Linked DNA regions of Homo sapiens: regions 2 and 3 are each linked to region 1. A link is a loop called in an ENCODE intact Hi-C map of the cell type or tissue named here. Cell type or tissue: OCI-LY7. All regions are shown on one strand.

Region 1 (8,000 bases):
TAAGCCCTTAGATCCCCGGTTTTAAAAGATTGTAAAAAGGAAAATATGATATATCATGCTATTACATAGTTGTTGCCTTTTAAATTGACAAAATAATAGTTCTCATGTAAGATCTCTTGTGTAATGAGATTGGCTATGCAAATTTGCAGATAAGATGTATCCTAGTGTGAAATTGCTTGCATAATAAAGAGGAGAAGAATTTAAAGAGCTAATGAAAACAGTCTGCAGGCAAAAATAGACACCAAGAATTCTATTCTTCTTGGTGGAAGGGGAGATGAAAAGCACCCTTCTACCCAATTATTACTATAAGGAGAAAAATATTGATAGGGGAGGGGGAGGAGTTAAGCTGTGCAATTTAAAGCCCATTCACCTCCGCTATAGAGTTTGTGGTAAAATGTAAATTGTGCACCAATGGTTGTCATAAATGTATTCTTTCATGAAATCAAATAGATGCTGTTTTCTACATTATTTTGAATATGGAAGGAAGACAGTGGGAGCAAATGGAGTTAGAGAACAAAGGACATTAAAATCTGGGTTATAGTTACATTGGTTCCTCTTAGAACTAGTGAAAATGTTCACACTAATAAAACATCTATGAGGGCAAGCTGGCATTCATTCATTCATTTACTCTTCATTCATTTTCAACACATATGTGATAAACTGTTATTCAATGTACTAGCCAAGTATCAGGCTTTGGTAGCTAACCCAACAGGCATCTCTGCAATCATGCAGCTTTTATGGACTAAGGATAGGAGATACTGAACCAAAGTCACACAGTAACTATAAAATTATCATTGTGATAATTGCTATTAGAAAAGCAGGATACTGTGAAGGCATATAAGAAAGGAAATTAATCTTGATGAGAGCATCAAGAAGGCCTTCCAAAGGAAGTGAATTATATTTATACCTAAAGCACCAATAAGATTAATCCTGATGAAGACAAGCAAAGGAATTTATTTGTTAGGGTTTGACACAATAGCAAATAACAAAAACATCTAAAATAATAATAATGGCTTAAAGAGAAAGAGTTTGTTTTACTCCCACTTCTAAAGCTTAGAGCTAGGCAGTCCAAGGCTGGTAGGGATCACCTCTATGAGGAACCCAGGATTCTTCTATTTTGTTGTTCCATTGTGCAGGTCCTCTAGTTCCAAGGATACTTCATGGCCCAGGACAAATGCTCCAGCTCCAGCTATTTCATTAGCATTCAATCAGCAGGAAGAGGAAGGGGAGGAAGAAGGGCACACCTATTCACTTCAAGAGCACTTCTTATATCCCATGGTTATGACTTAGCCATGTGGTCACACCTAGCTGCAACAGACACTGGACAATGTGGTATTTATTCAAAGAATACATGTGCCCAGCTAAAAGTTGGAGTATTAGTACCATACAAGAATAAAAGAAGGTGTTACTAAAGACAAAAGGAGGAGGGGGGACTGTATATTGGGAGATGACTAATAGTCTTTGCCAGAGAAAACCACATGTGCTAAGGTAAGGTACGAGGCAAGAGGAAGTTTGGTATACTTGAGGGAAAGAGGGAAGCTCAGTGTGTTTAAACATTATGGGCAAAGGAGAGGAATAGTGTTAGTGTTCCTGGACCAAACCAAGGGTCGGGTTGCTTATTCTCATGGTCCAATAACAAGATGCAGACCAACTGGGAAAGAAGAGAATTTACTTCTGTAAACGGGTACAGGGAGAAGGCCAGGGAAAATATTGCCAGACCAACTCAAAATTACAAAGTTTTCCAGAGCTTATATACCTTCTAAGCTGTATGTCTACATGTAAGTGTGCATTCATCTAAAGACATAAGTGATTAACTTCTTCTCATCTATACCTAAGGTCTGAGTCCTGAAGACCTTCCTCTGGAGCTTCAGTAAATTTACTCAATCTAGATGGATCCAGGTGCCAGGGGTGATTACGCTTATCTTGTCTCCTGCTAAATCATGAAGATTTGGGAGTTCCTTTAGACCTCAATAAAACTTGTTTGTGGAGGTCTGGGGAGTTCCTTCAGACCCCCAGTAAAACCTGTTTAATACTAAACGGGTTCTGTTAAGAATTCCTTTGTTATTTCATCATGCTTCAAGGCCCTGGAAAGGCCTAGGCAAAACTCTTGGTGGGCTTTCGTTACATTCCAGCCTTCGTATAAGGGCACTGGCTCTATCAGCTTTAAATATTTAATTTAACCACTCAGTCAGTGCTGAAACAGTTGTCATGGAGGCCTTCCTGTTCAGCTGTTAGTGAGACCTGGCCTGCCAGATTAGTGGTGGGATACAGAGGGAGGTAGGGGCAGATCATGCATAGCCTTTTGGATCATATTAAGAATTTTGAACTTTATCAGAAGAACATGAAAAGCTATTGAAGGTTTTAAGGAAGAGGAAAACATGATCACATTCTCATATGAAAAAACATTTCTCTGATCACTGTGAACAGGTTAAAGACAACATTGGCAATACTTAGAAAGTTTAGGCCAGGCACGGTGGCCCATGCTTGTAATCTCAGCACATTGGGAGGCCAAGGCAGGTGGATCACCTGAAGTCAGGAGTTCAAGACCAGCTTGGCCAACATGGTGAAACCCCATCTCTACTAAAAAAATACAAAAAATTAGGTGTGATGGTGGGCACCTCTAATCCCAGCTACTTGGGAGGCTGAGGCAGGAGAATCACTTGAACCTGGGAGGTGGAGGCTGCAGTGAGCAGAGATTGTGCCACTGCACTGCAGCCTGGACAACAGAGTGAGACTCCACCTCAAAAAAAAAAAAAAAAAAGAAAAAGAAAAAGAAAGATAAAGGTAGGCATACTCTTTGGTGTATACAATTTCTCATTTATGAATTTATCGTGAGAAAGTCATCAGGCAAGTAGAGTAAGTATTACAAAGTCTGGAAGTACACCCACTGAATGTGGGACCGAGGCTAGGAAAGCTTCACTCTTTCATGTATAATTTTTCATTATGAATGATTTGTTTTACAATAAGCATGTATTACTTTAAATTTCATTGAAAAATCTATAAAGCAATTTTACTTTAGAACTAAACAAAGGCAAAAAGGCGTGTGGCAATGCTATAAAGTAGTCTAGATTGCTAACTCATTCCAGATTGTTGCCTTTTGCTTTGATTGCCATCTCTGATATTGCCTCTTTCCTGGATTCTGCCTTTTGGCCTGGTCCCTTTGCATTGACAATCTTGAACATTTGTTGTCCCCTTGAAGAGTTCTAGTAATTAAGGAGGTGGCTTCCATGGTGTGGTAGAAAGACAATAGGACCTAGATTTAGAGGGCTTGGATTATAATCTGGACTGATTTGTAGTATGATCTTGCAAATCGAGTAACATTTTGAGCATCAGTTTTTTTCACTTGTAAAATAGGGATAATTCTTACTCTATTTTATTGGGCTATTCTCTATCTGAAAGCATTTTATAAATTATGAAGCACCGTTATATATAGTTGTCATATAATTTACACATACACACATGCACACACACAGACACACAAACACACACGAACACACACTGCCTCACAGGGAAATCCCATTTCTTCAATGTTAGACTAATATAATTATTCTCAAAAGTGTTTTTCTTTGATTGAGCTCAAGTTTGTCTCCCTACAGTATATTATTGTGACTGTTTTTCAATTTGCAACAACATAGAATTGGTCCAGTCTTTCTTTATTACCGTGTAATAACCAAGAAAGCTAATGGGTTCAAACTGTATAGATTTAGGTCTATTTTTTTTTATAGTAGAATTTTCACATCTTTCTGGAACTTCAGGAACAGAGTTTGTTCTCCAGTAAAAAGTTTGAACAGCATTTGGAATAAATGAAACCATCTGAGGTTAAGTGTGTTCCGCTGGCTTCTTCCCATATATAATTGAAGATTATATGTAGCTTGATAAAATATTTTCCTTCAAATCTTTAACTGTAAAGAAATGAAGTTAAAAATTATGGTTTTACACAGCCAATTTATATGCTGTCTTTAGGGGGCAGTGCTAAACCACTGATAAGTTTCTTCATTTCTGCAAAGCTACTTGTAATAGTTAATATAAAATAAAGCTAAAATGGCAATCTTGATATTTGTGATACAATTATACACACCCCTTAATATTAGTAAAATTTTCTAGGTAGTCAAATGAAAATAATAATTTGAAGCTCATTTATTCAGTGATTCATTCAATAAATATTTATTGTTTCATTATGCACAACACATTGTAGGAGATACAATGTGAATAAGGCAATGTTTTCTTTCAAATAACTTACTTCACAAGGGTAAATAAGCCACACTTGTGTCTGTGTAGTATATTTGCACAAGCACACTGTGTGTGTGTACACAACTCTTTTATGGTAAAAAATAAAATAGCAGTACTTATTGATTTTTTATGTGCCAGTCTCTGTCAAGCAATTAATTTGATCTTCATACAGCCCTGCAAGTGGAAATGATTACACTATTTTTTCAGATAGGGAAACTAAGGATTAATAAGATTATGTGATTTGCTCAAAATCACAAAGCTTGGAAGTGGTAGAGCTAGGATTTAAACATATATCTGTTTGAGTTAAAAGCCAATGCTCTTTGCCACTATAGCATCTATCAACTCAAGGTGAATGTGAAATACCAAATGCAAACATTTGCACAAAGAGAGACAAGCAGAAGAACATGATATCATGCATGCTTGTGGGAAATCTGGAAAATTTTAGGTAAGGGATGAAATCTGAACTCTATTTTGAATCAGTGGGATTATAAGAAAATAATAAACATGATAGTTAATACTTATTGAAGCTGTATGTGTCAGGCACTTTATATTTATTACCTCATTTAGTCATCAGGAAAAAGCCCTGAGAGAGGTTCCACTGTATTGTTTTCCATTGCATAGATAAGGCAAGAGAGGCTGACAATGGTCTTATCTGCTGAAAATCATACGGCTAGTGAGGCGGGTATTTGGAACTTGAATTCAGGACTGTCTAATTTTAGAGCCCAAGCCCTTAACCACTACAATACGCTGTGCAGACAAGTAAGGTGAAAGAAAGAATAAAAGCATAGAGCATGATTAGGCAAGGGTAAACAATTCCACCTGGTTATAATCTGAGGTGAGTATAGTGAAAAAGTAAAAGGGCTAAAAAATCATTTGACTATAGAACTCTGAAGCCAGATTAAGGAATTTGGATATCATTTGCTGTGAAATGGGAAGTAATTGGAGCTTTATGAGCAGGGAAGAGAGATAAGCTTTTTTTTTTTTTTTTTTTTTTTTTGAGGGAGGAGAAAGAGATAGAGGAAGTTCCCTGTGTGATTGGATTAAATCATTGTAGCACCATTAACAAAATAGAAAAGAATGGATTAATCTAAAATGTTGATAATTCTTGGCCAACTATGAGGTGGTTTATAGTATGTGCCGCATCAATGTTGATGGTCAAACTGTTAGCTGATCATGAGCTGGTAAAGGAGATACCTTTTTGATCATTTTATTTATTCCTGTGAACAACTTTATCATATATATATATATACTCTTTCAGATTAAGATTTTAAATTTCCCAAGATTTTTTATTTTACTCAAAGGATCTGTAGGGTCAAAAATCCCTGTGATAATCACCTTCTATTATTGATTTGAGAAGTGTGTATTTATGAAAGCATGGGCTGCTATGTATCAAATTGCAGAAATTTTCACTCCCTGTCACAGAAGGCAAAATGCTCTCAGGACTTTACTCGTGTAACAGAAACGTATTCACCAAATATACCTCTTTTATTTAAACTGCAATTATTTACATCAGTGTGGTTTTTCAGTATATTGTCTTCCACAGGTTATTGTACCAAAGGAGTGGTCACAGAATGTAGTGGTGAGGGGAGAGTAGGTTTTGCAGCCCCCTAGTCTGGGTTAGAATCCTTTTTCTGCCACTTGCCAGCTTCGTGACCTTGGGTTTTACTTGGCCTCTCTGTCCCTTAGTTTCCTCATTTATAAAGTGAGAGGAAAAATATTTGCCTCAAATGGCTGTTGTGTGAATTAAAATAGTTAACAGACAATAGGCCAGTGATACTCCAAGTCACATAGTAAGTTCTCAGTCTAACAGTTGTTATTATTATTGTATTTTATAGACAGCAACTGATTGGGGGACAACTTAATTTCATTGCTTCTTAGTTACTGACAAGTGATCAAGGGGAAGTTAAAATGTGAATGCAGAAAACAAATTCTTTTAAATAGGAGGAAAAATAAAATCTTATATTCTATTTTTAAAAGGAACAATTTTGGGGGGAGGATGCTATTTACAATCCAATATGTAGAATATATTTACTTGCTTTAGTAATCATGATCTATCAATGTTGTGCTGAACGCTACATTCAGAGGACCTTTAGACAATTTAGTGTATTTCTTTTTATTTATGCATATACATCTTTTTTTTTAAATTGAGTCTGCTAAGTATTCAGCAGGCTCTTAGAGTGAAGTTTTTCCTCAGTTTCTGCAAATTTTCATGCTTTATTTCTTTGACCCTCCCATCTCTACTCTTAATTTTTGGAGCTCCTTTTGTTCAGATGTTAGAGGTCTTGGTTTGACCCCTAGTTTTCTCCACTTTTAAATTCTGTTCATCTTTTGGGAAATTTTCTCAGATTTTTCTTACTCTTGTATTGGATTTTATGTATTTTGTAACTTTCTGTTCTTGTTTCATGGCTATAAATATCTTCTCTCTGAGGATACTATTTATAACTTTTTTCTCTATATTTATTTTGGTGTCTGTTAAGAGGTTTTTCTCAAATATATGATTCTTGTGAGTGGAACTTGTTGAGAGGTTGGCTTCACAGTAGAGATTGATACATAGATCCCACCATTTTCCTGCTTATTTATAGACCTTTTTTCTTAGGAGGTCTGTTTCTACAGGGAGGAGTATTCTAGTTGTTTATCTGGGAATATAAACCGTGCTGCCATGTTGTCTAATGCAAATATGGTAAGGCACGGGGTAGGTTATGAATCTTCATTACTATATAGATATTAATTCTCTTGTTTTTGGAGACTCAGTATATCTGTAGTCTTAGAATTCATAATCCTTTTGCTTCAACTTCTTCAAAAATTAAACCTCTAATTTCTTGCCAGTGGTAAAGATTTAGTTTCCTGGCTGGGTGAAAAGGAGATGGGTCTAGGGGTATAATTCTTTCTGATACTGAGTTTCAGTCTGTTTCTGCCCCACCTACACTTACACCTTCACAGGTAGCCAGTCCCTCCAATTCTTTCCACATGAAGGTTCTTTGCTTTCAGTGTTCTCATGTTTGCTAAGTCAGGTAATACCCATCTGTTATCCAAAAGTTACTCAACATTATCCAGAAGTTTTCTTAATATTGTCTGTTCATCTCTCCTGTCATCCTTATTTTTATGGTGTAAACATTTTTATAAATGTTCTACCATCATTTTAGTGAGATTTGGGAGATAACGAAGGAAAATATATGTGCTAAATATGGAAGTCTCATTATGAATTTTAAAACTGTTACTCCTGTTATATGTATGATATGAAAGTTTATAAAGTTTTATTTCAGTGGCATTCTGAACAAACTGGTTTATCAGGAGTTCCCATTTCAATAAAATATTTTCCTGTTAGTGCCCTAACTGCATTTTTCCTTAATTTTATGCCTAAACCTAAATTCTTGATAAACCATAAGATTTTTCTCATTTGTTGCTATTCAAATATTTTATTAGGCCATTATCATGTTCTATTCTTCATTATGAACTTCATATATTATTTTATAAGTCTTTCACACCTAGTTTTTTTCACTTTTAACTTAAGTTGGACTATACATATTTTTATCTCAGGCACAGGGCACAGCCATGTAACTGTGGCTAAAAGTGAGCTGACTTGTTTGCCGAGATATACCACTGTCATTTATAGAATTTAATTGATGTTAAGATATCTAAATATCATTGATATAATATATTGGTATGATATAAATTTAATTTCAGAGAACCTCATCTACAATCAATTTGTCACCAGGAGAAGTGGAAGAAGAGGATGATGATGAAAATACGTGTGGGCCATCAGGACTTTG
Region 2 (8,000 bases), 410 kb after region 1:
AATCAGAGACTCGGGATGAAATAATTTTTTTTTTTTTGAGACGGAGTCTCGCTGTGTTGCCCCGGCTGGAGTGCAGTGGCACCATCTCGGCTCACTGCAAGCTCCGCCTCCCGGGTTCACGCCATTCTCCTGCCTCAGCCTCCGGAGTAGCTGGGACTACAGGCGCCCGCCACAATGCCAGGCTAATTTTTTGTATTTTTAGTAGAGACCGGGTTTCACAGTGTTAGCCAGGATGGTCTCGATCTCCTGACCTCGTGATCCACCCGTCTCAGCCTCCCAAAGTGCTGGGATTACGGCATGAGCCACTGCACCCGGCCGGGATGAAATAATTTTTTTAAAAAATGTAGGAGAGGACATTTTTTGATGGATAATGGCTGATTTTTTTCCAAACTGATAAAAATATGGATTCACAGGTCCAGAAAGCACACTGTATTCCAAGCAGGATAAATAAACAGAAATCCATAGTGAGACACATTATTGTGAAATTGAAAAATACAGAGATTTTCAAACCAGGTGGAGAGAAAGGATGGATCACCCACAAGAAAGACAGGTATCATTATAGCAGAATTAACAAGGAAAGATGAAAGCCACAAAAAAGTGGAATAATTTCTTCAAACTGTGAGAGAAAATAACTATCAACCTAAAATTATGAATTTTAAATAAATGAGAGTAAAATAGAAAGATATTCACAGTTGAAAACTAGAGCATTGACCACCAGAGACCTGTATAAAAGGAAATTCTAAAGAATAACTTTAAGAAGGAAAATGATCTCAGGCCATTCTGAGGAACGAATTGTGAGTAAATAAAATGGCAAACATGTAAACCAATTGAAATTTAAAAATGGTCTGAATAAAATAATAACACCTGATTTGTAAAGCTAACAAAATAATTAAAACACTGACAACAATATTTATTATAGAAGAAGTAATTGAATGTAAAATGCTCTAAAGTTTTTAAATTGTTTAGGAAGGAAGTGGATAAGGTATTATTTAACTTTAGACTTTTTTCTTTTTTTTTTCTTTTTTTTTTTTGAGATGGAGTTTCACTCCGTCACCCAGGCTGGAGTGCAGTGACACGAACTCGGCACACTGCAACCTCCAACTCCCTGGTTCAAGCGATTCTCCTGCTTCAACCTCTCGAGTAGCTAGGATTATAGGCACGCACCACCACAGCCAGTTGATTTTTGTATTTTTAGTATAGACAGGGTTTCACCATGTTGGCCAGATATAATATACATATATTTCATAGGAAAAAACATAAGTCTGCTAAAATTAGGTTTCAACACACCTCACTCAATGGAAGAGTTTAAGAGTTCCATTAATAAATTTAATCTGACATAATGCAAAGAGCTTTGTATTCAACAATTGGAGAATACATGTAATTCTCATGAAACAGTCACAAAAAGTGATCTTGACTATAAGCAAGTTTCAACATGTCAAAGACTCATATTCATACACACTATATTTTCTAAAAATAATTCAATTAAGTTAAATTAAGATTCCCATATATATCCCCATATATTTATGAATTTAAATACACGTTTCTAAATAAGTCATGAGAAATGAGTTAAAGGAGATGCCATAATACTAACTTAAAAACCTTTAAAGTTAAACAAAAATATAAATGCTAAATATCAAATGTGATGAATGCAGCATAAAGTGGAACTTAGAAATTTTAAATGCATATATTAGAAAAGAAGAAACGCTGAAGACTAATGAGGTAAATGCCAGCTTAAGAAATTTTATAAGAAATAATAGAATAAATCCAGAAAAGGCATAGAAAGAAAATAGTAAAGGACAGAAATGAATGAAATAGAAAACAAATATGTAATATTAATTCACAAAGCCAGAAATGGAATCATTGGTGACACTAAAAAAATGGATGCACTTTCCAGTCAAAATGATCAAGATAAAAAGGCACAAATAAACCTATTAGGAAAGAAAAGGGGGTAAATCTACAGATACAAAAAACCATTCAAAGTTAAGAAAGAAGAATGAATAATTTTGTACCAGTGAATTTTAATACTGAGAAAAATTAGACAAATTCTAGATAATTAAAACTTTAAAAAACTTCAAAAAGGTATAGAGACTCCAGATAGTTCTATACTAAATAAATTTAATGAATAATTTGAAATCTTTCCACAAAGAATATGTTGAGTCTAGATGATTTTAAAGGTAAAGTAAATATAAAGGCTTTCAAGAAACATATCGTTCCAATCTTATATAAACTCTTCTAGGGAAATGGAAATTTTCCCCAACTATTTCTGTGAGGTGAGTAATCATGTAAAAACTAGACAGAATAAAAAAGGTAAAACCAAAGGCCTATTTCTTTCATGAACATAGATGGAAAGATCCCAAAGTACTAACAAACCAAATCTAGCAGGATGCCAAAAAGAAAGTTCATTATGACCACACTGAGTTTATCCTGTTGGTATCCCATTAATATCTAATGTTTAACATTAGAGAATGTACAAATGTCATTCACACTAACAGAGTAAAGGAGAAAAATTACATAACTGAACAGATGCAGAAAAACATTCTTTATAAACTCAATATCTAGTCACAATTAAAATTCTCAGCAACCTTAGAAGATAAGACATTTAACTTAATAAAGGGCATCTACCCAAAACTTAGAGCAAACATTATTTTTAAGATGAGATTACTGTTCTCAGTTCTTTACTCTCTCTTCTGCCATGGTACATTGCAGTGCAGTAGCATAGGTGGCCATTTACATCCTCACTCCATTTACTTTAGGTTTAGACATATGACTTTCTTCTGTCAAGAAGTAATAGCGTGCCAGTTCCTACAGCTGAGATAGAAAGAGGCATCACATATTTCCACTGTGAAAAGACACATCATGTAGCCTCTGAACAACTCTACTGTACACTCATGAGATAATGAAAGTGAAATGGGCAAATAATGTCTTAGTGTTAGTCTGAAAATTGTTTTGACTTCATGAAACTTCTGAAATAATCTTGGAGACCCCAAGCATCCCTGGACTACACTTTGATAACTACTAATTTAGTGTATATGTTCTACAGGCAAGTACATTCTTACACAACCACAGAACCACCGTGCAACCAAATCAGAAAGTTAATACATCACTAGCATCTATTCCTCAGACCTCCTTCAAGATGTGCTGGTTTACCCAATAATATTGTTTATGATCAAAGGATCTAGTTCAGGATCACACGTTGCATTTAGTTGTAATGTCTCCTTAGTTTTCTTCAGCCTGGAAGGGTTCATTTGACTTTCTTTGACTTTCATGACCTTGACACTTCTGAAGATTACAGGCCAATTATTTTGTAGAATGGCCCACAAATTGGATTTCTCTGATATTTCTGATATTCCTATATAATTAGATTTAGGTTGTACATCTTTGGCAGGAAAATCCAAAAGTGATTCTGCATTTTTCTCATTGCATCTTTACCACACTGGATATGATTTTGATTTGTTCCATTACTGATATTGTTCACTTTGATCATTTGATTAAGATAGGGCCTCCCAGATTTCTTCACTGTAGCGTGTCTCTTTTTCCTCTTTCTAATTAATAAGTATTTTGTGGGGAGGCAATTTGAAATTATTTAGGATTCCCATTCCTAGTCAAACTTTTAAATCATTTGTTTATTTATGGGCTCGTGTCTTTCTGTTTTATTCAGTGGGTTATAATCCATTACTGTCATTATTTATTTTATTCCTAAAATTGCCCTCTATCTAAATCCTTTTTTGTTTCCCACGTTTAATGAGAAGGGATGTCATGGATTAGGAAGAGATTCCTGTATGGGAGCAGGGATGAGCCACAGTAGCCATGAGCCCTTCACATCTCAAGGGCCTTCTCCTTTGCAGTTACGATGAAGTATTAAGAAATACAGGTTTTTCTCTGCTTGATTCAGGAAGGCTTCCTGCTACTACCTCAGTGTTCTTGAGTTCCATGCGCCTGCCTTCCAAAGTGGTGCTCTCACATCTGAACACTGTGCTTTGCTATTCTATTACATTCAAAGTCTCCCTCTACTGGACATCTGCCTGATGCCACCCCCACTGCCTTTTTTTTTTTTCTAGAGAAGGTCTCACTCTGTTGCCCAGACTAAGTGCAGTGGCATGATCAAAGCTCACCGCAGACTTGAACTCCTGGGCTCAAGCAATCCTCCCATCTCAGTCTCCTGAGTAGCTGGAACTCACAGGCACTCATTATCATGCTTAAATTTCTTTTAAACACTTTTTGTACAGATGAGGTCTTGCTATGTTGCCCAGGCTGGTCTCAAACTCCTGGGCTTAAGTGATCCTCTCGCCTTGGCCTCCCAAACTGTTGGGGTTACAGGTGTGAGCCACTGCACCTGGCCCCTACTGCCCCATTATATGAAATGTTTTTCTCCCTCACATCTTTGGTGTTTTCACCCTGTGCAATTTGTATTCTTCTCCCAGAAGTTTTTCTTCAGAGTGGATCTGTAGCCTACTACAAGTATGCATTTATTGGAGATTTCTGATATTCTCAAGGGAGTAAGCTACTTCCTGTGGTCTTGTTACAAGATGTGTACAAGTTCTGCTAGTTGTTCTCAAATTTTACTGCACACTCCTGCTTAGCACAAGACCCTCTCCTTTGGGAAATCAGTATCTGATGGCAATTTCTGGGTTCCATGGCTTGTAGGTGCCATTGAATTTCCCTTTCTCTTCACCACTATAGCTGCATCACTGCTGATTCAGTTCCGGATCCTACTGCTGTCATGTGATTTGGCTACACCCCTCTGTGTTTCGGGGCCATGGGGACTTCTTAATACTTAGCTTTACTGGAGATATCACCTGTAGTGTTTTTCCTTTATTTTGCTATCATGTGCTCATTTTATTCTTTTACTATCCCCGTGTCTTGTTTTTATGAGAATTGAGGTGAATAATTTAAAAAGAACACTATGCTGTTGTCATGTTCAGAAATACCAATTATCTTCTAAAAGTATAAGTCATATCACCCCAACCCTATTCCTACCTGCATCTCTGATTCAATCGTCAGCCATTCTACTAATCCCCTACCACTCTATTATAGCCACACTGGCCTTCTTACTGTTCTTACCAGCCTTAGGGACTTTTCATATCTTCTTTCCTATGCCTTGAAATAATCCTCCCCCAAAACATTGAATGATTTACACTTTCACAGTCATTTCTATGTCTGCTCAATGTCAGCTCCTGAGAAAGACATTTCCTAATTGCCTTATAGCATCTTCCTTTCGTTTCTATCTCATTACTTTGCTTTATTTTTTTCACAGCACATACCATCATCAGAAATTATAGCATTTCTTGATTTGCCTGTAGTCATCTTTTCTGCTGGAATGTAGGCACCATGAAGGCAGGACATTGCCTTTGACACTGCTGAAACTTTGCCACCTGATATACAGGAAACGTTTTATACATATTTGTGAAATAAATTCACAGTTTCTACTAATATCAACATCAGCCCCGGTATCCTTAAAAATAGGAAAAATTTTTATTTTCTAAATCAGATGCAATGACCCAATAGACAAAAGTTATACTCTATAATAGAAAAAAGTAACTTGTTTTCTATAATTTTTCCATAGCATGAAATTTTGGATTTTATTGTTAATCAGGTGATATATAGGTGATAAAAATCATAGCAAAGGTGGATAAAAAGAGATTGAACTGCTTCCTATTGGACATTTACTCTGACATTTCTTTGAAATGCTAATGATGCCTTGAATAACTATCAGATTGGAATTCACACATATTTAGTTCTGTACCTTGGCATGAAATATCCACTTATCAAAAGAGAAGTGTAAAATTAAATGAGACAAGTTATGACAACAGTTTAATCTGTATATTTTCCTCCGTTTTGTCTGAAGAAAGGGTAAGAAAACACAAAAAATTCTTTCCAAAGTATACTTTTTAAAATATACAAACAGAAACAAAGGAGTAAATCCCACATGATTATTATGTCAAAATAATCTTTATTGAGTGTCTAATACAGTTATTACTGTATTTCTTTATAAAAATGAAACCCTATAGATTAAAAATTATTGTTATAATAGTAGAAACATATTCTTAGTGTTCTATGCAGCATATATTGTTCTAACTGTTTTACTTCTTGCCATGGTCCAAATATTTGTGTTCTACCAAAATTCATATGTTGAAATCCCAGCCCCCAAAGTGATGGTAATAGGAGGTGGGCCTTTTGGTAGGTGATTAAGTCATGAGGACAGAGACCTTATAAGAGAGACTCCAGAGAGCTCCTTTGCTCCCTCCACCATGTGAGGACCCAGGCAAGATGGTGCCCTCTATGAACCAGAAAATTAACCCTCTCCTGACACCAAATCTGCAGGTGTCTTGATCTTGGACTACTCAGCCTCTAGGCCTGTGAGAAATAAATATCTGTTGTTTGTAAGCTACCTGGTTTATGAAATTTTGTTATATCAGCCCAAATGGACTAACACATTTATTATTCTATGATTTCATTCAATCTTCACAGCACTTTTAGGTATGTTCTATTACTATCATCATTTTCCAGATGTGGAAATATAAACATTGCCAGAATTTATTTTGAAGAATATATTAATTCTTTAAAACTTGGGATATAGTTTATATTTTCATATATCAAACCCTCCCAAACTTAATGGCCATTAATATTGCTCATGATCCTGGTGGGTGTCTTCTTCTGGCCTGGGAAAACCTCAGCTCCTCTTAGCTGTGCTTGCTGATGCATCGGTGGTATTGGCAGAATGGCCTGAATTTGGTAGGTCCTAGATGCCCTCACTCACATAGGTGGAAGTTGGCTGGCTTTTGGTTGGGGTGACAGGACTGGCGGATGTATTAACCATGTCTTTTTATTTTCTATTTTATTTGTGTATTTTTATTTTTATGCTTTGGTCTCTTGAGCTCTTGCTGTGGAGGGACGGCCCCTCCTGGGGCTAGCTAATTCCTAGAGATAGTAAACAGCTCACCAGAGAGCATGCTTTTCTTATGCAAACTAACAATCGTAGAGCCCATAGTCCCAATTACCTCCTTCATCTGGCTCTCACTCTCTAGGCCACTATTCATTCACCTGCTCTAATGACCAGACAACTAGGTACAGTTCTTATGCCCCAGAGTCTGCTGAAACTATTCAAACTAGCCATTCCTAAACCTGCTTATACCTGCTTTGTGTGTTTCTTTTCATGGAAACCATAGTAAAGGCTCTTGCCCACAATCTCCCCTCACTTTGTCAGCCTCCTCCTGATGGACCCTGGTAGTTCCCTGTGTGGCCCCTATAATGTGGCATGCCTCTCGGATCAATGAGTAGAGCGTCTATCTTTCAATGGCAATTGTCTCCTGATCTGTTGGTTTCAACATACCTGAAAAATATAATAAAACCTACATTTTGAAACAGCTGGGTAATGTGTCACCTCATCATCCAGCAGGCCAGCCTGGCTTGTTCACATGGTGTCAGGGTTCCAAGAGCAACAAGGGAACAAGTCTAATGCACACATGCTTTTCAGAGGTCTCTGCTTATATCACATTTGCTGCAGTCTGATTGAGCGGTACAAGGCACATGGCCACGCTGTGAGGGAGTCAGCGTGAGAGGACTAGATACGGGGAGGGCTGTGTCTGCAGGGAGCTGTGAGCAGACTGGGGCCATAACTGCAATCAATCCACCACACAGGCTTTCCAGGAGGCTTCATATCAACTTCTCCTTTTCTTTGACTTGAATAATCTTTAGGATTTGGCCACTGGAAAAAGCAAGTAATATTTGTCTTTTCACCACTCTTGGCAGAAATGTTACCATCACAATGCTAAGAACTGCTATTCAAAAAACTAAGCTTTATAAGCTAACAATGAAATTATCTTTTACTTTGAGAAGTGACTGCTTGTGATTGGAGGACTTGGACAGTGTAAAGCATTGTGGGGTGGTAATTATAGTCATTGTAGTCAAACTACAGAGGGGATGGTAACCTAATAATAATATTTGCAGAAAACTTTAAATAATATTACGCCCCTAAAATTCTCATTTTTCTAGATAATGAA
Region 3 (8,000 bases), 620 kb after region 1:
TACTATGCAGTGTATTTTTTATCTCGGACATTATAGTTTTCATCTTCACAAGTTAGACTTGGGTCTTTCTTTTTCTTTTTTTTTTCTTTTTTTTTAAGACAGAGTCTCGCTCTGTTGCCCAGGCTGGAGTGCAGTGGCACAATCTCTGCAATCTCTGCTCACTGCAAGCTCCACCTCCTGGGTTCACACCATTCTTCTGCCTCAGCCTTCCAAGTAGCTGGGACTACAGGTGCCCACCACCTTACTCAGCTAATTTTTTGTATTTTTAGTAGAGACGGGGTTTCAGCGTGTTAGCCAGGATGGTCTCCATCTCCTGACCTTGTGATCCGCCTGCCTCGGCCTCCCAAAGTGCTGGGATTACAGGCATGAGCCACCGCACCCGGCCAGACTTGGGTCTTTCTTATATTTTCTGTCTCTATTAAACATGCTGTTTCCTCCAACTTGTGGAACATATGGAATACAGTTACAGTTACTGGTTTAATATCTTTGTCTTCTAATTGTAACACCTGTGTCAGTTTAGGTTTGGGTTTTATTGATTTTTCTCCTTGCTGTTTTTTTGCATGTCTGGTAATTTTTATTACACGCCAGACATTATGAATTTTACCTTGTTGGATGCTGGATTTTTTTTTTATTCCTACAGATATTTTTGGGTATTGCTCTGGGATACAGGAAAATTCTTTGAATAGTCTTTGATCTTTCAGGTCTTGCTTTTAAGGTTAGGCAAGGCAGAGTATTGTTTAGTCTATTGACAATACTTCCCCACCACGAGGGCAATACCCTTCTGAGTACTTGACCAATGCTCTTTGAATTTCAGGGCTTCCCAATTTGAATAGTTTTCAAATCTCAGTTTTACCAGTCCAGTTTGAACTTTAAAGACTATTCCTACTCATCTTTTCAGCTGGTTTTTCATTTGATTTTATACCATTTCCTCACATGCATGTACTGATCAGAACTCCCTGCTCTCTAATACTCTGCCTGGCAAACTCTAGCCACGCTAGTCTACCTGGATTCTCTGCTTCATCTTTTCTATTTAAGGAGTCTTGCAGACTCCTTCTGAATTCTTCCTTTCTGCTGCATGGCCTAGAAATTCTCTCAGGGGCAATTGCAGGCAAATGCAACTCATTTTGTTTGTTTTCCATCTCTCAGGGATCACTGTCCTTCAATGCCTCATGCCCGTTGCCTTGAAAACCATTGTTTAATATATTCATCTGGACTTTTAGTTGTGTCCATTGGAAAGATAAATCTAGCCCCCGTTATTCCATCTTGGCCAGAAGCAAGAGTTCATGCTACTTATGTTAATCCCTGTAGGTGAGGGCCCCATATCTAAAACAATTGAATTGAAATCTTTCGTGTTGGCACCTGGGTATCAGGAGGTCTTAAAAGCTCCTCAAGTGATTTTCATGTGCAGCCTGTTTTGCAAACTACTGCAACCAGTGGTTAGAGGGAGTCACTAAAGGATTTTAATAAGCGGAATGACCTGATCAGAAGCAGTAGATAGGGACCAGCAGCAGACACACTTAAGAAGGAAGAGCTGGCTGTGAGGGAAGAAGGAGCTGACTCAGCCAGTTCTGCTACACAGCTATTTCTAGCCATGAATGTATTAGGTGGGGCAGCAAAAAAAATTAATTTTTTAAAAAACACATGTGCCTCCATAGAACCTGAGGGTATCTACTGAATTAGAAGTTCATAAATATAGTAAATTTTTGTAATTATAACCCATGTATCAAGAAGAGAGTAGATTACAGTCAGTTTTCAAAGGAGGCAAGGGCAAATATAATACATTTCAGAAATGCTTTTCAACAGTGGCTAAAGCTGCTTCCGTTTGACCCTTAAAAGACTAAGCTTCCATTATTTGAAAATTTTACTTACTGTTTATAAAGCAAAGAGTAGGACATACAGTGTGTGTGTCAGGGTTTCAAATGTGCCCTCTCTTCTTTCATCTTTAGCTTGGAATCAGGTCACTTGACTTTGAATCTTATATCCGCCCCTCGGTATGTTGACCTTAAAAAAAGTCACTTACCCCCTCTGGGACTCAGTTTCTCATTTGTAAATAGAGGATAAAAAATACCTGCCCTGCTGGCTTCATGGGTTTCCTGTGAGACTCAAAATCAAATAAGAGCTTTCTATGATCCATCCCTTTCTCTTCTCCTCCTATTTTATTTGTCTTTTGCCTCTCTATGTTTTTTGTACTTCCCCAGATCCCTCCCCCAGAGTTACGCTGGGAGCTGGTCCCTTGGAGCCTATTTTCACAGCTTAGTTGCCATCTGCTTCTCCCAGCCAGAACTTACCTTGGGTGCATAGATAGCCCTGCTTGATATGCTAACTCTAGTTCCAGGATTTACTGCTCAGATGCTGTCCTCCCTCATTCCCATCTCCAACCCCATTCACCTGCCCTGGACTCTCAGCTTCCCAGTATGCCCAGGAGATAACATTTTCCCCTACCAGCCTTGTCCAAACCCTCATGGCTTACTCCTGCTGAAAGTCTTTCCGCTCCTGGACTTTGTAAATGTGAGAGGGAAAGACTCTCTCAGCTTTGTGTAACAACTGTCAGGGTGAATTAGCTTTTTTTCCCTGTATTTTGCCCACTTACCTTTTTTCCTGTATCTTGCTAATTTGGCATGAAGATTTTTGTTCTTTAAAGTATTTTCTTGAGATATTTAGGGCAGAGCCTGTTGCTAAAAAAAAAAAATTTTAATCCAGCTATATTTCTGTTAAAGTATGGTAAACTGCCTCTGTGCTTCCAAGAGCTTTGAGAGGGGAAATATTCTAGTAGATTATTATATAGTATAGAAAATACAAAAGCAAAAGTACTCCATATTCACAAATACATACACGAAATGCAAATAAACACTGTTCATGCCACTGTAGTGGAGAAATACTTTTGGTCTTAAGAGAAGATCTCAGATAATACTGAAAAGATAAACCTCTGCTCTCTTAAGACAGATGAAAGGAAAGCCAGATAGATTTTTTTTACCTGGAGAAAAACTATTGAGAATTTTGAAAACTAACATACACGGTGCCATGGCAGAGATTGATCATAAAGATTCAAAGTAAATTATAATGGTTAACACTATCACTGAGGTAGGTGTATAAGATTCGTATAAGCCATCATGGTGTATAAGCCATTACAGAAATAATTAGATGCTAGAGAAGAGAAGTAATAATGAGTTAGGTGATTTTATAGCTTGGGATTTATATCTGTTCTAAAGATGTCTTAGGGTGGCTTAGAGTTTTAGTTTACCTATTTTTGTAAAGAAATGTATTATGCTAAATTGGAAATCAGTGGTCTGAAAATCTTTTTGAACTTAAGGAAAGAGCTATTACCTTGAGCCTCAGAAAGCACACAAATTCTTTGCTTACAAGCCTTATGCCTGGCACCCTGCTGCCATCTGGTGGCAGCATACCTGAAGTCCAGGGCAAGTTACTGAACCCTAAAGCAATTTCTTAAATGCAGAAACTAACTGCAAAACAGAAATTATTCACTGCCAGTTTTGTATTAATCCCTGCTTCTGGAATTAATCTATAAATGAGTCAAGAGAGTTTTATTTTTGTAGATATTCAGGCAAACACTACATTCAAATAACATATAACTAAAACTATTTAACAAAATGGGGAAAACCCTCTACTGTGTATTCCACAAATTAGATTAATTTGAATAACAGTGTCCTTTTAAATATGCATATATTCTCTAGGAGAGTATTTTTTACCTTTTTATATGTTTTATGGAATAGCTACCTTAAAACATGACTATGATCTTTTTTAAAAAAATACTGCATAGAGTTGTGGGGATAAAAATATAAGTATTTTAGTCTTTACCCTCAAAAAATTTCCAGATTAATGCGGAAGACAACCATCTACATGAGTGGTATGGAGAGAAATATTAGGGGTAAACCCAGTATGAAAGTGGGTATCTATATCCCAAATGGGAACACAAGGTCTTCTCCTAATTAGGTGGTAGAAGTAGGCAGCAGAACAGGTAGAATGGAGAATCCAAAGAGTAAATGGCAGGCAGCCGTGGCTAAAAGCAGTCTTCCAAGATTTAGAAGACTGGTTGTAGAATCTCTGCTTTTCTAAAAGCACTTTGGTCAAGTCACTTAAACTTCTCTAAGCTTCAATTTCCTTGCCTCTGAAATTTGGATAATAGCATTATATCTGTCTGCTAGATATTGTTGTCAGGATTCAATAAGATAATCTAATAAAGCATTTTATACAATGCTTTGCAAATAGCATTCAATTTTTTGCTTAAAGGAGGGCAAATGGAGGGGCAGCTTCCAAGTTCCTAAGATTTATGGGAAGCATTATCAGTTATCCATTGCCTCAACAATGCTATGGAACAAGCTGTCTGAAAATGAAGTGGCTTAAAGCGATAGACATTTGTTTAGCTGAGCTTACAGTTTGTGGGTCAGCGATTTAGGCTGGGCTTGGCTGCAAATTTCTTCTGATCTCATCTGGCTCCCTCACATCTGGCAGTTGGCTCTAGTCTTCTGGCATATGAGAGTTGACTGACCTGGGGTGGTCTCAGCTGAAACAGCTGGGACTCCCTGTGCCCCACTCTCTAGTATGCTATCGCAGACATGTCTTCATAACAAAGAAAGAAACAAACAAACAAAAATGAGCAAGCGCTTTTTTACACCTCTACTTACATCACATCTGCCAACACTTGGCCAAAGGAAGCTATATGGAAAACTCAAAATCAGCTTGGGAGGGGAGGATATAGTTCACCTCTCAATAGGAGCAACTGCAAAATCACACGGTAAATAGCTTGAGAGTAGGGAAGGGTGAAGAAATGGGACCATTACTGCAATCAGTGCACCCCAGAGATTTTGGGGGGGTTGTTTTATTTTGGTGTTTTATGGGTTTTTTTGTTTTATTTTGTTTTGTTTTGTTTTGTTGTTGTTGTTTCGAGACAGGGTCTCACTTGTCACCCAGGCTAGAGTGCAGTGGTGCAATCAAGTTTCACTGCATCCTCAACCTTCCAGGCTCAGGCAGTGCTCCCTTCTCAGCCTCCCAAGTAGCTGGGACTAGGCGCACACCACCACACCTGACTAATTTATTTTTATTATTTGTAGAGACGGTGTTTCCTTATGTTACCTAGGCTTGTTGTGAACTCCTGGGCTCAAGTGATCCTCCTATGTAGGCATCCCAAAGTGCTGGGATTACAGGCATGAGTCAATGTGCCTGGCCCACAAAGGTTTTAATTAGAGAAAAGAAGAGAGATTTTAGAATTATGGATGATCTTATTATTGTTTGTAAGCCCCCACTCAAAATATGTGAAATCAAAACCATCTCAGAAAATCTAAGATGATCAATGGGGGCTCACCGGGGGGAAAAAAATGACCTGGATAGGGTACCATGCAAGGAGGCCTAAATGTATGGAAAACTGGGGGACAGGAACCCCAACCAATATTCAGTAATTGGAGAATGATAGATGATAAACACACTGTGTGATCATGGAATTGCTAGATATATAAAAAGCTGGAAAATTGTTTATTGAACTCATTGACCATCAAACTCAGCTATTTTAGAAAATTAAATTGCAAAGTATCTGTCTAATGAAAAATCATTTTCGTGCCTTGCTCAAATATTTGTTGCACATCCACTCTTCGCTCAGAGTGGGTGTGCAACCAATATTTTTTCATTGAATTTGATTCCTTAGGTTACTTGACTCCTCTAGATGAGCACAGGGAATAATAGTAGTAACAATAATGGGAATTTGTTTTAGTAACTCTTCCTTTATCTTCCCCTTCGTTAATTGTCAATCTTGCTCAAGAATTTTTTCTCAAACCTCCTTTCCCCAGTGTTATGTTCTTGGACAGGTTTCAGCTAGCAGACTCAAAGTAGATGGCTGCCAAGTACAGGTCTTTATCCCTGAGGTCCAGGCTCTCAACTCACAACGTCATCTCAAGTGTATTATTCGCATTCTCTTGCTCAGTGAACAAGAGGTGCTATGGAGTCATGGAGGAGACTGGGGACTCGGAGCTAGACTGCGGGGATTTGGATCCTGGCTATGCCTTTGCTATCATGATTATTAACCACAATCAGCCCCATCAGGGCATAGATTATTTTGTTGACTCCTGTATCCCCAGCTCCTAGAACAGTTTCTAGCACACCGGAGGTGGCAAATAAATACCTGTTGATTGACCTAAAGACACTTTTGTGTGAGAGTGTTCTAAGTCTGACATATATGTCATATATACATCATATATCCTGATATATTTCCCCTCACCTGAACCCTATGAGATGCACACTGTTGCCATTCCCATTTTACAGGTTAAGAAGTGTCTGAAGAGAACTGGTTGGATTTTGATGAGAAAAGCCACCAGTTCCTGTTATTTTATATTCACAGATGTATTGTGTCATGAAAGGCGGTACACTAGGCTGGTCTTGCAACAGAGATACGTTTAACAACAGAATGAACATCCGCAGTCTTTCCCTCATGTTCTCAGCCTTGCAGAGAAAGTTTCCAACAGTGTCTGTCAGGATGGCTGACTTAGGAAGTTCCATTTCTTCTTCGTGGCAGCCACTGGAGGGCACATGGTGCACAAGACGAACAGGGGTGCAACTTATGAGGCGTGCTGGTATAAATGACCCTGTAGTACCACTATACACACACACACACACACACACGCACACGCACATAGAGAGAGAGAAAGAGTGAGAGAGAACAGAGAGGGTGCCTGTTTCACCACCTCCCAAATGCCAAAAATGGAATATTGCCTTCCCTTTAGAAATTGTACTAAGGAAGGAGAAAGACCCATGGCCAGACCTACTTCATTATGGAAGCCCAAGAGGCAGGGTAAGGTAGAAAGACTTACAGTAAATAAGCAGACCCCAGGTGGCATCCTTTTTCCCGCAGTCCCCCCAAAAATAGAGAAACAGATACTCCCACACATGTATCTCCTTGTGACTGGCTGCAGCAGAGACAAACTACAATACAAACGCCACCTGAGAGAACTAAATCTATGAGTCATTCTCACTTACTGTGAACTAGTCTGATCTGATCATCAGCTGATGTATAACTTCACCTAGAAGGGCAGGATTTGGTGCTTTGAATATAGAGAAGGGGAAAAGGAGGATTTAGAACAAAGATTAAAACTGCAGAGGACGAGTTAGTGGGTGCAGCGCACCAGCATGGCACATGTATACATATGTAACTAACCTGCGCATTGTGCACATATACCCTAAAACTTAAAGTATAATAATAAATAAATAAACAAACAAACAAACAAACAAACTGCAGAGGAGCGCCAGAGGGAAGGCAGGCTTGGGTGGGCTGCAAGGCAGCAGAGTGGATGAGAGGCTGGACTCAGAGTCAGATGAGCCAATTTCAGTTTCTAGTTCCTTATTCCACTGGGGCAAGACACTTCACCTTTTACCAGCCCTTGTATTTGTGTGGGTTCATCGCGCCTCTCCACCAGACACCAAACTCCTTGAAGACCTGACTTCGGAGGGCTCAGCTGTATGTTCACACAATGCCCTTTACAAAGCAGGTGCTTAAAAATACCCACTGAATGAATTGCTGCCAGGGGAGGAATGGGAAAGAAAGACACAGAGGAAGACGTGGGAGGCAAAGTCATCAGAGACAGACTTCAGCGACCTACTTGACTGTGGAGGGCCACTTGGGTGATGCACACACCATCTCATTGCCATCCCTGGGTGCTGCCATCAGTTGGCATGTCCGGTAAAATGCTTCAGTTGAAAGGTAGTCCACACTCTATATATCTTTGTGAGGGCCCAGTATGCCTAGAAAGTGTCCAACTGGGAAGACGACATATGAAGAAGTATATGTAGTATTTATATTGAATGAAAATATTTACTGAACACCTACTATATGCCAAGCACTGTTCTAGTCTCTAGAAATGCATTGGAAACAAAACCAACAGAGCTCCTGCTCTTATGGAACTTACATTCTAGAGCTGGACAAAGACAATAAGCAGGTAACAGATAAGTCTGTAATATGATATCAGCTAGTGGCACATACTATAAGGAAACATAGAGCA

The links. Hi-C counts contacts between places; a loop is a spot of excess contacts. Peaks named below come from ENCODE experiments on the same cell type or tissue, not always from the same donor. Only the 100,000 strongest peaks of a DNase experiment are listed, where the experiment ranks them.
Region 2: a loop joins it to region 1, with 5 times the contacts of the local background. A loop is called at or near these places in 2 of 110 quality-filtered maps.
Region 3: it touches region 1 in a loop (13-fold over the local background); 33 of 110 quality-filtered maps call a loop at or near these places.

The regions. Positions count from the first base shown.
Region 1 is chr12:99,655,125-99,663,124 of GRCh38, reverse strand. It overlaps ANKS1B (ankyrin repeat and sterile alpha motif domain containing 1B), which reads left to right. Exons shown (of 27, transcript NM_001352186.2): 9 at 7,915-8,000. Among named protein-coding and RNA genes, the nearest start is that of GARIN6, 11 kb to the right of the region's middle. In OCI-LY7, CTCF peaks have their summits at 3,749 and 3,953; a DNase peak (open chromatin) is centred at 3,964; H3K27ac peaks cover 2,222 bases.
Region 2 is chr12:99,249,281-99,257,280 of GRCh38, reverse strand. The region is part of intron 12 of ANKS1B (ankyrin repeat and sterile alpha motif domain containing 1B); the gene reads left to right. Among named protein-coding and RNA genes, the nearest start is that of GARIN6, 390 kb to the left of the region's middle. In OCI-LY7, a CTCF peak has its summit at 4,016 (motif pointing left); a DNase peak (open chromatin) is centred at 3,980.
Region 3 is chr12:99,038,903-99,046,902 of GRCh38, reverse strand. All of the region lies in intron 17 of ANKS1B (ankyrin repeat and sterile alpha motif domain containing 1B), which reads left to right. Among named protein-coding and RNA genes, the nearest start is that of APAF1, 400 kb to the right of the region's middle. In OCI-LY7, CTCF peaks have their summits at 3,181 and 3,387 (motif pointing left); a DNase peak (open chromatin) is centred at 3,362.